2 separate regions of the Mus musculus genome follow, and region 1 is linked to region 2. The links are chromatin loops, found by intact Hi-C in ENCODE. Cell type or tissue: left cerebral cortex. All regions are shown on one strand. Each heading gives the region's core, and the rest is flanking DNA. Links, peaks and the distances in the headings are about the cores only.

Region 1 (7,568 bases), core at 1,324-6,323, 690 kb after region 2:
ACACCTCTCCGCGGTTTTCCTGCCAGGGCAGATAGGGTCAGAAAACCAAGGTCCGGGGACATAGTGACAGAGAGAAGCCAGGGAAAAACTGTTCCAAGCCCTTCCCAGATCTTTTAGGTATTTTAGAAACCTCAGACCCTTTTCTTCTGATCTTTACACTTCCCTTCTCTTATGAATACCTAAGAACCAGGCAGGCAAAGAGAGAGGGACCCCAGGGAAAAAGGAACAAGAGACTCCCAGATTATGTATTTATTTTATGTAAAGAAACGTTACATATGTAATTTTAGATTTTCTTCCAAATTAGAGTTCTGAGGCTTTAGAAAACCTATTTTTAACACCTTCTTCTCTCCTACGGTCTTGATTGCCTAAATTGCTTCTAATTGGGTGGCACACATTACTGAAAACGAAGGACGCATGACAAGCAGCCTTCATTCTTACGCAGATTTAGATAATGTGTTCAAATGAATATCTTTTCTGATAAGAAACTAGAACAACAGTAACCGTAGCAGTTTTCTTCTGGGCTTGAGCAGTAGGTGGACAATCATACAGTCCTGCGAACCCACACATTTTAGAGGGTGTGCCTACGGTATGCAGTACTAGTGTGCTTCCACCTCTAATGTAGCACACAAAGGGAACATACTTGTGTTCTGGTTGGTTTTCAAACAGCTTTTCATCCTCTTCAGCAAGCATAAATGTTTTTATTTTTGTTGTTGGGTTTTTTTTTTCTTTTTAGTTTCTTTTTATTTGTAAGCCACTTAAAAATATGTATGTTATCCTTTTGCTCAAGGCTTTGGCGGGGCCCTGAGAGCTGTTGATGCGGGCGTGCTAGCTCCCGACAGCAGCGAGCAAAGTTCATTGCCATACTGAGGGGAGCTTAGCTTTTCACTAAGTTAGTCCAGCTGCTGGGGTGTTCTGGGGGCGAGAGTTTCTTGGACCACTGACAGGTGTGATCCTAACTTGAGTTTGGCTGAGGGCAAGTGTCAGGGCTGAGGGCTGTTTGTCTGTAAGATGCTTATGCGGGCTAGGAGCTGGATTACCTTGCAGGCTGAGGGATCCCCGAAGTTCTTTGAAACTGGTATGTACCTACCATTGAACAAAGGGCAAATGAAAACTCATCTTACTGTCTGGCCAAACTGCACCTTCATTGTTTCATCTTCTCTGAAATAAGGCTGGCAGCGGATTATAAATAAAGTTATTCTTTTTCTTTTCTTTTTTCTTTTTCTTTTCTCTCTTTTTTTTTTTTTTAGGCCAGAGGAAATTCGCTGAGAGTCAATCTCCTTTCGGCACTGTTATTTTATTTTACTTTTCCCGACATTCTTTGAGACTCCCTCTCCCTCAAAGGCATGGAGAAGCACTTTCAGGCTACTTTAAATGGTGTCACGGGAGAAAGTCCTAGGTGAGGCAAGAGCACTTTGGGGGAATGGATCTGTGGATTGATCCATCGATGGGAACCCTCTCCTGGGCTGCCGCCTGCGGAGCTGGGCTGGGCAGCGGCCTGGGAGGTGAGGGGTCAGTTCCACAGTCTGTTGTGCGCACGCTCTACCCACGCTGTACCCACACTGTACCCATCAACATAAGGAAACCTCGATGTTTGCGAAAGCTTATGTTCCTGCATAAAGGCCCACCACCAGATACCTTCGCAGTTTGCTCTGCCCCTTAGAATGCGTTATTTGACCCGTAAAAGAAGATTTAGGCTGAGATTCTCTGTGGTGGTGGTCCCAGACGGTCCCAGCATCAGACGTGCGCCTCGCTCCTGTTCACCCCACACTAACGAAAATTTCAGGCTGTCTTTGGAAGATCTCTTCCTGTGCACTCGTCCCTCTACTCGTCCCTTGACAGGAAAGAGGTGGCCCAAAGAAGCGTTTATCCCGAATGAAGAGTGTGGGGATCGAGAGGGTCGGGAATCAGGAGATTTGTAGAGTGTCAGTAAGCTCCCTCGGATGTAGGCAAAGCTTTCCCTAGGAGTTGTTAAAAAGCTGCGCTGAGGGGGCGGGGTGCGGACAACCTCAACGCTTCTACTTAAGAAATGTAACTGAGGGTTCAAACTCGGTCTTTGGGACTGCAAAAAACAAACAAACAAAAAGGCTCCCACAGTTGTTAGGACAGGAAATCGTTAGTAAAACAGTGTCAGGTGGAGACTGTGACAGTCACTCCAAGAACTCCAGAAAGGGGCTTTCTATGCCTTTCCTTTTTAGAAAGAGAAAGAGAAAAAAGAAAGGACTGGAGAGAAGACAGACAGGGGGGAGAGGGAGAGCGCAGAGGAGAAAGGAAGAAGAGGGGGTATTTAGCAAGTTAAGAGGTTAAATATTTGAACAGATTCGTAAATATATAGACAGCCCTTGCAATTTGGGATGTGTAATAATGCCTTTTGTGGTGCTGTCTGGCTGGGAGGGTAAGCAGAGGACCCTCCTGCCACCTTTTTCACTGGGAAACCAACTGGAAAGCTCCTGGGTTCACAAAACAAAATCAGTTCCCCTCTTTTGGAGGAAGAGAAAAATGCTGTCTCTACTAGCATTCATACTATTATTTAAAAATAATAATAATAAAAAAACAAGAGAAAGCAAATGAACATCTAATTTCTTAGGGATTTTTTTTTTTTTTTCAGTTTAGAAAGCTATCTTCAGGCTGAAGTCATTTCGAAGTATTGTTTGAGCGAATATGCTACAGCACTCAATTATCTAAGATGCATCAATTATTTTTTTGACCACTTTTGTAACAAGAATGTATTGATCTGGGTCTTAGAAACCCTTGGCACTCTGACATGTTTCATAGTTGCCGAATAGGGTGGGTTTCTTCTTCCGACAATTGTACTGAGCGCTGCTGATGGAATCTGTCCTCTGCCTGTGCCCATGGGCAGAGGACACAGGCTGTGGGTGTGTCCCGCCCACAGATGCTCGCGCGCGCGTGTGTCTGTGTATGCATTGTACACACGTATTCTCCACTGTGTGCCCCAACTGGAGCCATTTTCCTCCTTTCAGTGCCCTGCGTGTATTAGTAATATGCAAGTAGAATCATTTTGCTTGAGTATATTTTGGAGGGGGAGGGGATAAACCATTTAATTCTGCTCTAGTATTTCCTCTGCAAAATTTTCACTGCGTGTGAATTCGCGTGAATGCCTTTTCTGAGGTGTGTGTTATGTGTGTGTGCTTGTGTGTTGGGGAAGATCATTGGCTCATCAGCGGGTGTGTGCCTCTGCGTGTGGGAAGCATGCAGACTCTGAGGACCTTGGGAGCAGCCCACGTTCTCTCCGGGTGCCCTGTCTGTATCTGCCCTTGTGTTTTGTGTTCTTGATGTGATTATGTGCGTTATTTACATATGTGCTTCTATTCTTTTGCCTTCGTGTAGTGCCTTTCTCTACAGTCCACACATTTCACATATATTCTTTTATCTTTTGGCAAAGTGCCTTTTTTGTTCCTCGAAGAATATTTATTGATGTGATAATCTGAAATGAAAAGTGGTCTCCCATGAAGGAGATGGAAGAGAAAGGAGCGTTCATCTTTCTTAATAGACGGGGCAGTGCCAGTTGACTGGATCACAGGGTTTCTCTGCACTTTCTGCGTGAGTCTGCGCGTGGGGGTGGGGGCGGGGACGGCTGAAGGAGGACGGAAAAAGACCTTTTAAGCAGAACAAAGATAGGACATCGCGCCTCCTTGCGTCCTGATTGCATACTGCATCTACCCGGCGGTCCCGACTTTAGAAATCAGAATTCAGAGATTTTCTCCTTAAACCATTCAGAGGCCGCCTCTCAGACCCAGCCCTCGGACCTCAGCCAATCACCGGACGCCATGCAAATCACCTCTTTCGCCCTCCAAACCGAGGTCCAGTTTAAAGGCAGTTTCTGCCGCCCCGCCCATCTTAGTCCTTCCCTTCCCCCTTCCTCCTCCGCCTCCCACACAGCAGCTGCTTGGGAAGAGGGCAGTGCTGGGTGCTTCATGCATATGCAGACAGATCTATCCTCCCCCTCCACCCCATCCTCTCTCCCTCTCCTCCCGCCCATCTTTGCCTCGCTCCCCAGCCCCCACCCTGCCGCCCACTAGTATCTCCAAGTCTCCTCGACGTATAGTTCCCAGCTCTGGTACATGCAGCTGCTACCCACAAGTATGCCCAGGCGCTCCATAGGAGCCAGAGAGGGAGAGGGAGGAAACCTCTGCTTTTGAAATCCGCTCGAAGGTCAAGTTTGTGGTTTACGGAGCGGGAGCCCGAGACACTGAAAATGCTGTTGAGTCTGCAAGAAGACGGTGCATGCAGGAAGATGGTTTTGCCTTGGTTTTCTTCCACTAAACAGCAGATTAATTTCTCTGAAACACACAAAGTACCGGTCATGTTTAAAGGCAGGGTGATGATAGATGGTTCCGCGTGCGCACAGTTACAGAGCATATTTGTCTTGCACATCAAGGTTCCTTAAGCCACAAAGCACTGGAGAGGAGATCAAAGGGTGTTATATCTTCTTAGGAGCAGGAAGGTTGGGAAGTGCGGCTAGCAGTACGACCAGTGGCGCTGGACCTGCTTGAGGTGGGAAGTTAAATGGTAGGTACGGAAACATGACCTGGGACCTACGGAAAGGAAAAATAATTCTGTGAGAAGGCGAATTTGCTAGTATTATGCATACGCAGACTGTGACCAAGGCTCTTCCAAGCCGCCCTAAACATTTTCAAGTTTTGAATAACGCACTGAACTGACCTGGATTCCTTTAAAAGTTGGGGAAAATACCGTCGCGAAAACCGCGCTTTTAGAGTGCTTGGAGATCCTCTTAGGAGGAACCGGAACTGTGGCGTGACCTTGTTTTATAGATCTACTTCTGCCCTGAAATACCTTCAGGACTTTCTAGAGGAAATTGCAGCAGGTTCCCCTTAAATCTTACTCGGTGGACAAGTGAGGGCTTAGCAAATTTAAACACGCACTTTGCTAAGATTATTTACCGAACACTTTTTTTTTTTTTTTTTTTTTTGAATCGAGGGCGTTTTGTGTGCCGAGAACAGAGCAATATCTTCCAGGCAAAGCGCTTCACGTGGCTGGCAGTTCCCAGGTGCCACGGAAATTAGGAAAAGAAACAGCAAGCAGCTCAGAACGGTTTCTGCCCTTGAGCTGCTCCTGCTCTAGCTGGAGGGAAATATGTAGGTGGTGCTTCCCAGCCCAACAGGAAACAGTTCAGAGAGCTCTTAGACTGCAGTGAACCGGCGGCGAGTTGGTACATTCCTATAGTGAAACAGGGCAGCAATTAAGAGTGAATGGACGATCTTGAAGGCAGTGTTGGATGAAAAAGCAAATCACAAGAGAATGTGATATTAATGCAATGTTAATGTCTATTAACATAACACTGTAACAGACTACAAAAACACAGAAGTTGCATGATAGGAGGCATAAAATCGTGTCAGGGAATGGGTGTGGAAACTGGAGGAAGGAGAGGACATGTTTTAGTCATAAAGATTCGAGCTCTGAGTAATGCTTATTCCTTTTAAAGAGCTAGAATATGAGGAAACATACTCATGGGAAGGCTTTATGGAAAAGCTGGCGCTGATGCTAAATTTAAAATCTTGAATATGATAAGCAGAAGGAATCAGAATACTCAGAAGACAATTTTCCTGAATGGGGGAAAGAAAAGTGTAGCCCATGAGAAGCTTTTATAGTCTTGAATTAAAATTTCAATCTACATACAGTGAAAGCCGCTCTTTAAGGGTGCTGAATTCTGTAAGCTTTATGGATTCACAGTCCTGGAAGCAGGAAACAACAGCTCCCCAATTCCTTTACTGTCTTTATGGTTGCTTCTTCTCTTACCCTTGAGACTGAGAGACCTTTGACCTTGACTCCATCACCACACTTCACCTTTTCCCCCCGAATGTCATAGAAATGGAGTCCTGTAGCATTGCTTTTTTTCATCAGGTGCCTTTCCTATAGCATTACCCACTGAGATATCTCACCAATTTCAGCACCCCAGAGGATACATACTTTCTTAATTTTAGGGATTGTCTCCCCCCTCCCCATGTGTAATGTAGATTTCTTGTAAATAATTACAATGCTATATGTGATAAATGTGTTCAGATATTTCTGCCCAGATGCTCCGTTGATAAACTGGTATTAAATACAGTATAATGGTGAAACGTATAAGAAATCACACAGGTTCCCGGGCTTTTGCACGGAGTTGAGCAGAAAGATTAACCAGTAATAATGGTTGGAGATCAGAATCGTTCCCTTGTCTGGGACTATGCCTTATTGCCAAATGTTTCCCAAACCTTTATTGAAGATTGACCTTTGTCCTCACAGGTTCAGATTGAGCTCTAGTTACTGATGGCTCCCACTGGTTCCATGTATGGCAAATGCATCACCAACAAAAGCATCCTGAACACTTGGAAGGATTCACAGTAATGACGTAATGACGCCTATACCTGGTCTACCTTTAGGCTTTTGCTTCCTTTGGCATATTTCTCCATGGTTCCCTGAGAAGCTGACAGCTGGGCAGTATAGACCGAGTGCTGAATTTGTCCACAGTTATTTAAATGTCTGCTTCAGAGTTCTAGAGTCAGATAGGGATGGATTCCTGCCTGCTAAGAACTTCGTGTGGATTTATTTTAAAGAGCTCTCATCTTCTCATGGCTGCTTGTAAGCTCGTTTGTCTTGGCAACAATCCATCAGGAGGAATACTGATGAGATGCCCTCTCCTTCCCGGTGGGCTTCAGAGTGCGCTGGAGGACAAACCTAGCTGTGAAATGTGGCTAACACCAAGATTAAGGGCCTGCTGTGATGTAATACAGTTGATCAGTCAAACAGGCCTCAGTTTTATTTTAGGTTTGTATCTGTTTGCTATCCATGGGCCTTGGAGTGTCATCCCCAGTCTGGGCTGTTAATAGCATCTGTGTCTTCTAACTGTTCAAGTACGGACATACTTAGAAAAGAAACACTGGGAGTTGACTTTGTGTAAATTCTTAAGTAAAGGTTATGAAGTCTATAAATCAAGAGATGTAAATGTCGCATTTTGGCTTTAAGGCTCTAGGCCACCTTGGGAAAAAAAAAAGTCCACCTGTAGCATAAAGTCATCCTTTACCAAAGAGCAGAAGAGTACACACACCACTGTTTTTGATTTTAAGATTCCTCCACTAAAAAGCACTTTTTTTTCCTGCTGCCACAAATTCCACTCATTAATCATGCCAAATGTATTGGCCACAGCATCTACTATCTTCCAGGCTAAGCTAACTGTAATGATTCCAAACTAGCGTTTTCTAGTGTTAGTGATGGTTTTGAGGAAGGGCTGATTGCCCCACACAGGTTCATATACGGCCCTCCATTCAAATAGGTAATTTAGAATGACCCCCATTTTGTCCCTAATGCTGCAATTGTCTTCATAAGCACATCCAAGCTAAGTCACCCACCCAGAGACTGAGTGATAGCAGTTCTCCCTTTCAGAGCTCTGCTTCTGCTATAAATGAGCTAATAAGTCTTAGTACCAACACTTGATCCCTAATAAAAAAATGAAAAGAAGATTTAAAAAAAAAGAGCAGAAACATCTTTTCAGGTTCTACCAATCCATGATCATGGATTAAACATTTTCTCTTCTAGGCAGTCTTTTAAAATGA
Region 2 (7,568 bases), core at 830-5,829:
TGTTATTTTGACTATACCCACAATTTAAAAACCTATCACAAGCAGGAAACATAATTTCTACAAGGCTTAAATGAAAAGGGAGTGAGTGGAGACCCCGACTAGAAGAAACTAGAATTGAAGTAGCTGAGGACTCCATTCCTACCATTTCTTTCAGAGCCAACCATCGTGTGCATAGTTTGAGTTTAGTGTACGGTGTGCACTTGATCTTCATCACATCCCTACATCTCAGAAGGAAAGCACTGTTAACACCACCCACCTCTTCTGTCACCATACATGTTCTCCCTAGTTCTCTCTCACGGTGGCTTCTTGAAAGGTGTATTCAGACAAGCTGTCTCATCCCCTTACAAACTGTTTTGTAGAAAGCCCCCACGTTCTAATGTTTCTGTAAAATAAAGTACATAAACTGCTTTAGTTTATGAGAGAATGGATCAGTTACCGTGAAAGGGACTGAATATGTTTCTCAAGTCAAACCACCTCACGGACCTGCGCTGAGTGCCCGTCCTCTGGATAGGAACTGTAGTTTAAGCAAAGAAGGGGAGAGATGTTTAGCTCCACTAAAGTCGGTCCTCCCAGAAGCCTAAAATGGCTACTGTAATTCTCTCTCCAGATTGCAAGAGTAGAATAGAACTCTTCTTTGTCTGCGAAAGACAAGCGCACTTTGTCCTTTAAAAGCACTGCCTTCAAAGCTAGGCTTTCTAAACTATGTAGCATGCATTTTATCCGGTGAGTTTAGATGAGAAGCAATGTTAATTTTGTGTAGAAAGAGACATGCCTGGAGGGGAACTCGACATTTTAGAGGAACAACCCTTGACTTTTAGGTGGTTTTGTTTTGTTTTGTTTTGTTTTGTTTTGTTTTGTTTTGTTTTGTTTTGTTTTGTTTTGTTTTTATTGCTGTCTAGAAAAGGACAACCTGCTTTCTGGACAATATTTTCCAGAAAAGGGACATTTTCTTGTTGTTGATGACAGGACTCAATCCATACTGAGAATGGAGTTGGGGGTGGAGGAGGCATGGAATAAATGTTATTCTTAAAAGGTTAGTCTCAAGGACTGGTGGGGTCCCAAGCTAGTGCCTTATATAGTAAGTACCAGGCCAGCCAGGACTGCGTTGCCTGAGCAGGTGGTGTCTCAGCAACTAAAAGTGTTTACTAGTTAGGCAGAAACCTCAGCAGCCATGTCAGGTGCTTCACAAATGCCTGTAACTGTAGCTCTGGAGAATCTAACACCTTCTCCTGACCTCCTCAGGCACCTGCACACATATGCTCACACAGACATATACGCATATACACATAAATAAAAACAAATCGATCTTTTTTTAAAAAAAAAAAAGGATTGAATTGAGTGCTATATGCATACCTATCATCTCAGCACTTAGGAAGCTGAGACAGGAGGATTAAACGTTTGAGGCCAGACTGGTATATGTAATGAGCCTCTGCCTCACAGATAGGGAAAAGATAAGTCTAGTAAGAAAACCTGATTTGATTGGGGTGCAGAGTGAGAGGAACTTAAATAAAACTATTCACACTTTATCTCTGAGAAATTTGAAGGAAGGGTAAGTTTTCTCAGCTTAAAATCCTGTATAGTGGATTAGAAGTAGCTCAGAGGGCCTGACAAATTACCCGAGTGCCCGACCCCGCCCCTCCTCCTACCTCTTTCTCAGTCACTCACACCTGTAGTCTCACAATTATCTACGGCTATATTTTGTTCCCAAGAACAAGCTAGCATATGTTCAGTTAAGGAGTATTAAAGCTGCCTTCTGTTGGCAAGAAAGTACCTCTGATAGCAGAGATTAGCCAGTCTATGCTGCGGGCTGTAGTAAAGTGAAATGAAGTCGAGCTGGAGACACCATATAGAGTTCTGTGCTGCAGACTTAATTCCAACAGCTACCCAGCTCAGACTAAGCTTGTGTACATGTGTGCTGTCAAGTGAAATCCCACCACCAGTTAAGTGGTTTCAGACATGGAAAAGAGTTATCAACAAATTAATACTCTACCTTTTGTGGGGAGCAAGATGCAGCGAAACTCCTGCATGACCAGTGATATTGGGAACTGAAACAAATAGAAGGATAATTCATGTTTCTCATGACATTAAAGGCACATCATATTGTCTGTACTACTTTTAAATTCATTTATATAGACAAGTTACCTATGTAACCCAACTCACTAAACTTTTAGAAGTTTCCCATTCTACTGTATTTAGAGGAATAGAAGCTAAATGTTGAAGAGTGAGGAAAAGTATTTGTTGATATGCTGTGTCATTTCAAGGCTCCTAATTTGCATTTACTATTAAGCTCTTGTATGATCCACAGCAGAAGCACTTAATTAAACGTTAGTGAATAGCTTTTCTTACCCAGAGCCAGGAAAACTCTTTCTTCCTGAAATCAAAAGAGGATTTCCTCAAACATCAAAATGAATCATTAAGTAACTTTGAACCAGAATAAAATAGTCCACCATTATGAAGCCTTTGAAATACAGGTGTTTTCCTGTCCCCCATCTTAATATAATCTTTATTTAAAGACAGTTTAATTAAAAGTCTTAGAAAAATCAGAGATCTAATATAGACTAAAATAATAAGCTTCAGATAAGTAGTTCCACGAATAAACAGAGATTGAAAACCATGTGCATTGCGATTGGCATCTATAGCTGAGCTCAGACTGCCTAAAAAAAAGGGGGGGGGGCTCTTAAATTAAAGCAACACAGAGCCCCCTCTCTAATGTCCTCCATGTTATTGCATCCACTAACAAGGGGAGAGTCATTCCTCGCCAGTAGGTGGTGCTTTTGTATAAAACATTACTCAAAGATAAATTCGTTTCTGACTAATTTTCTACCTCTGTACATCTTAACCCTGTGTCGCATCTCCCAAAAGGCCAGACCCAAGTTATGCCACTGTTGTCTCTAAAATACACTCGCCTTGTCTCGCTGTTCAGAAAGACACTTGCCCACACGTAGTTTTCTCTGTTAGAGAGCTGCATAATTGCATACATTAATAGGTAGCCTTGCTTCCTTTTGTTTAAAACTGGTGTCTCTGTACATATAATTATTTTCCGTGAATATCCCACAATTAAAGAGACAGCAGTACTTTCTTGACAGTACAATTGGATCAGATTGACTAGACGTGCATGTCAGTGCGATCAGGAAGCAATAGCAAAACAAAACAAACAAGCACGCAAAAATCTTAGCACTGATGACAGCCGACTGAGCACAGTTCACCCTGATCAGTCACTCAACGCCAGTCCACACTTAATGGCTTAATGCTTTTCTCTTAGGTTAAGGGTTGTCCTAAGTCTCCCAGAGTGCACTCTCATTCAGTGACGATCAGAGACACAGTAATGGCACACTCCATCCTTCTTTGCCACACTCTTTCCTTCAGTAACAACAGATTCACCTGTTACTGTTAGTTATAAATAAGAGAAGTATTACCTTAAGCACCCATTGTTACTGCTGCTTATCCATGTTAAGATTAAAGGAATTGCGAACTACAGACACAGCTGCAAATGATAGAGAAAATCCAGCTAGGTAACAGCTTTAGTGAGACGATTTTAAACCAGTTTTTAAATTTTGTGCAAATAATATTCAGTCTTTTCCCTCCTCCTCCCCCTCCCAAACTTTTCATCAGTTATATATAATTATACAGTGCTTGATGTATTCTGTTCATTTGAGGTTCAAGCTGTTTGCTTTCCCTTAGTAGTACATATCTCCATTTATATGGGCATATTGGTTGAAGGGAGAGAGGTTTTTTTTTTTAAATAACACGTTTTTAAAAATAATCTCAAATACAGGCATTGGTAAAACAAAAAAAGTCCCATTCAACAATCAAACACCATCTTCCAAGGTTCAGAAAATTAAGGATTGGAAATAGTATAAGGGGAAAATTCCGTGAACACAGAACGACTGTTGTACCATGTCTTAGTCCTTTATGAAAAGGTAATCTATACAGTTACAGAGTCTCTTAGGAGCTGGAGATGATTCCCTGAGGCCTGGGCCAGTTAAGTAGTGTGTTTACCACCAGGCACAGCCATTCTCCATGACTCTAGGCTGTGCTGCCCCTAGTGCCTAGCTGCACTCACGCGGGGCATGTGAGTCTATGCAAGTCTTTAAGCTGATGTGTTTGTAATGTGAGTTCCGGGGCCTGCAGGCCTCCTCCATCTGTAACTGGGTTTCCTTTCCTCCTACAGAGCTTGCACTAGCACTCATTTATCTCAGAGTTCAAATCTCTCCCTGCCTTCTACTCAAAGCCTCAGCATCAAGTCAGAACCTGTTTCTCCTCCTAGAGACCGTACCACCACCCCTTCGAGATACCCACAACACACCACGCGCCACGAGGCGGGGAGGTCTCCTGTTGACAGCTTGAGCAGCTGTAGCAGTTCCTACGATGGGAGCGACCGAGAGGATCACCGGAACGAATTCCACTCCCCCATTGGACTCACCAGACCTTCGCCGGACGAAAGGGAAAGTCCTTCAGTCAAGCGCATGCGACTCTCTGAAGGATGGGCAACATGATCACATTATTACTTAATAGTTTTTTTTTTTCTTGCAGTGTGTGTGTGTGCTATACCTTAATGGGGAAGGGGGGGTCGATATGCATTATATGTGCCGTGTGTGGAAAAAAAAAAAAAAGTCAGGTACTCTGTTTTGTAAAAGTACTTTTAAATTGCCTCAGTGATACAGTATAAAGATAAACAGAAATGCTGAGATACGCTTAGCACTTGAGTTGTACAACAGAACACTTGTACAAAATAGATTTTAAGGCTAACTTCTTTTCACTGTTGTGACCCTTTGCAAAATGTATGTTACAATAGATAGTGTCATGTTGCAGGTTCAACGTTATTTACATGTAAATAGACAAAAGGAAACATTTGCCAAAAGCGGCAGATCTTTACTGAAAGAGAGAGCAGCTGTTATGCAACATATAGAAAAATGTATAGAGGTTTGGACAGACCCGGCAAGTGGTGACTACCGGTAATTGTAGGAACACGCCTGTCACCTAACATCCAAGCACGCTCACAAACCTGCAGGCATATCATTGGCGTATGGCACTCATTCAAAAGGATCAGAAACCATTCAGAGAGGACCATACCTACCTTAAAAGAAAAGAGAAGAAAGGAAAGGAAAGGAAAGGGAAAAAAAAGTGTGGCGTTTGAGAGCTAACATATTTAATTAAATAAATAAATCTGGGTCTGCATCTCTTATTAAATAAAAATATAAAAATATGTACATTACATTTTGCTTATTTTCATATAAAAGGTAAGAAAGAGTTTGCAAAGCATTTGTGGCTTTTTGTAGTTTACTTAAGCCAAAATGTGTTTTTCCCTCAATAGCTTCGCTAATATTTTAAACAGTCCTGTAAAAACCCACCAAGGACTTTTTGTATAGAAAGCACTACCCTAAGCCATGAGGATCTCCATGCTTTGCTAACCAAGATAACTGTTTTCTCTTTGTAGAAGTTTTGTTTTTGAAATGTGTATTTCTAATTATATAAAATATTAAGAATCTTTTAAAAATCTGTGAAATTAACATGCTTGTGTATAGCTTTCTAATATATATAATATTATGGTAATGGCAGAAGTTTTGTTTTCTTAATAGCGGGAGGGGGGTATATTTGTGCAGTTGCACATTTGAGTAACTATTTTCTTTCTGATTTCTTTTACTCTGCATACATTTTATAAGTTCAAGGTCAGCTGTCAAAAGGATAAGCTGTGGGGTTAGAACATATTACATTGCAACATCCTAAATTGTTTTTAAAACGTCAGCAAACTATTGGGTCAACTGACATCCATTGTATATACTAATTGGTTTCTTTCAAACTATTTTTTTTTTTGGTTTGGTTTTGAATTGTTGGTTTCTTTTCATTTTATCAAAAGCAGGGCCCCTTTCAGATCTCTCTTCATTTCACCATACATCTTGGAATTCTGTAAGTTTGTATCCTAACTTGCCCATATTCTAAATTTACATAGTTTATTTTCAGCCTTGAGTTGGATGTTTTTTAGAAATATGCCCAGAGTAAGAAGCTGTGTTGGAGCCTAAGTCCTGCAAGCTGGGTCCTGGGGGCGACCGACCTGCTTTACTTGATGGATAAGTTACAGAGTTCTGGAGGAGAACAAGGTGAAAGCCTGGGTGCTGGAGAGGAAGGAAACAGTTAAAGGGTAGTTACTTGGTATCCACCTTCATGATTTTAACTGACCCATAACAATGTTGTCAGCAGTATAGGACTGTTGAACAGCCTGGTGTGTCAGGACCCCCAAATGTCACTTCTGCCTAAAGCATGTATGTCACCTATTTTTTTCTTCAATAAAGAAATTTAACAGCCATTTCAAGAAATCCCACTTTAAAAAAAAAAAAAAACAAACCTTTCTCTATGTCCCCCCCCCTTTTTTTTAATTTTCAAGATAATTTAACTCTTGTCTAATATTCTTGTGTAAGGGATTAATTTTCAGACCCCTTTAAAAGTGAGTGCCATAAAGAGTCAATATATAGTGTTGAAGTGGTATTTCAGGCTAGGAATTATTCCCTTCTCTTGGAATGTGAAGATCTGTCGATTCATCCTGTCATTAATCCTGACATACAGAACAAAGAATGCAGTAACATTAGCCCTGCCAGGTCACGTGTAGGACGTGCTTATCCAGTTTTTTCCCCCTTTACCTGCATAGTTGCTACATACATGTTTCTCACTGTAAAAGGCTGCCGCTGGGTGGCAGAAGCCAAAAGACCTTATTAACGAGGCTATATTTTTCTTAACTTGATCTGCAATCCAGAATTAGACCACAATGCACCTTTGGTGGTATCCATATAGGATGCTAGCCTGCCTTGTAGTAATGTTTTATATGTTAAAAACAAAATAAAGACATCAACCATTTCACATATATTCTACTACTAAAGGTATCAATGGAACATGAAGACGAGTATTTAGGCAGAAGCAAAACAGGAAACCATCCTTACAAACATGCTTACCTGCACATCTGTTTGCATGGTCATGTGTACATTCAAACATGCACATAAAGTGAACAAGAAAGTCAGCCATTATTTCACGCCAGACTTGATTCCATCCTGAGAATTCATGTTTATAATTAAATGTGTGTTAAATATGCAAGCATATCACAAATGTTCCTTGTCCTTTCAAAGTGCATTTGTTCATCAAGATCAATAGAATCTTACCAGTGGGTAGGAAAGGATCATATAAAATATGAAGAAATAGCCATATTAAATTTTTTGCTGTCATTTGCCTCCGCAACAAAGCGAGTGTAAGTGTCTAATGCTGAAGCTAGAGTGAACTCATGTGCCAGCAGAGGCCTCCTCTCTTTATAGCAATTCTGACAATAGGTTTGTTTGTTTGTTTGTTTGTTTTTACAAACTCAAGAAAAACAGACTCACTTGAAAAAATGGATGCCAGTCACCTGGTTCCCACTACTGTCGTAGCAGATAGCGAAGGGACAATCTGAGACTTGTAGAGATGATTTAATGAGAAGCACAATTTTTATTGTGACCAGTCACGTTCTATCACCAGGCACTGTCTTGTCTTTGCCCTTGCCTTTTCTGTAACTCACCATTTATTGTATTTACAAATCTAGTAAGGGT

What was found. Peaks named below come from ENCODE experiments on the same cell type or tissue, not always from the same donor. Only the 100,000 strongest peaks of a DNase experiment are listed, where the experiment ranks them.
Region 1: it touches region 2 in a loop (5-fold over the local background); 5 of 42 quality-filtered maps call a loop at or near these places.

Annotation. Positions count from the first base shown.
Region 1 is chr13:84,344,373-84,351,940 of GRCm38, forward strand. It overlaps Gm41011 (a long non-coding RNA gene), which reads left to right. Exons shown (of 2, transcript XR_873707.3): 1 at 1-4,527; 2 at 6,262-7,568. Among named protein-coding and RNA genes, the nearest start is that of Gm41011, 4.3 kb to the left of the region's middle. In left cerebral cortex, for the core only: a CTCF peak has its summit at 3,665; DNase peaks (open chromatin) are centred at 1,611, 1,997, 2,944, 3,207 and 5 more places; H3K4me3 peaks cover 4,356 bases; H3K27ac peaks cover 5,000 bases.
Region 2 is chr13:83,658,136-83,665,703 of GRCm38, forward strand. Mef2c (myocyte enhancer factor 2C) reads left to right here. Exons shown (of 11, transcript NM_001347575.1): 11 at 4,268-7,568. The coding sequence ends at 4,496. Gm52044 (a long non-coding RNA gene) reads right to left here and starts at 4,172. Exons shown (of 3, transcript XR_003950630.1): 1 at 3,417-4,172; 2 at 1,991-2,045; 3 at 1-382. In left cerebral cortex, for the core only: CTCF peaks have their summits at 2,764 (motif pointing right) and 4,018; a DNase peak (open chromatin) is centred at 4,195; H3K4me3 peaks cover 981 bases; H3K27ac peaks cover 4,431 bases.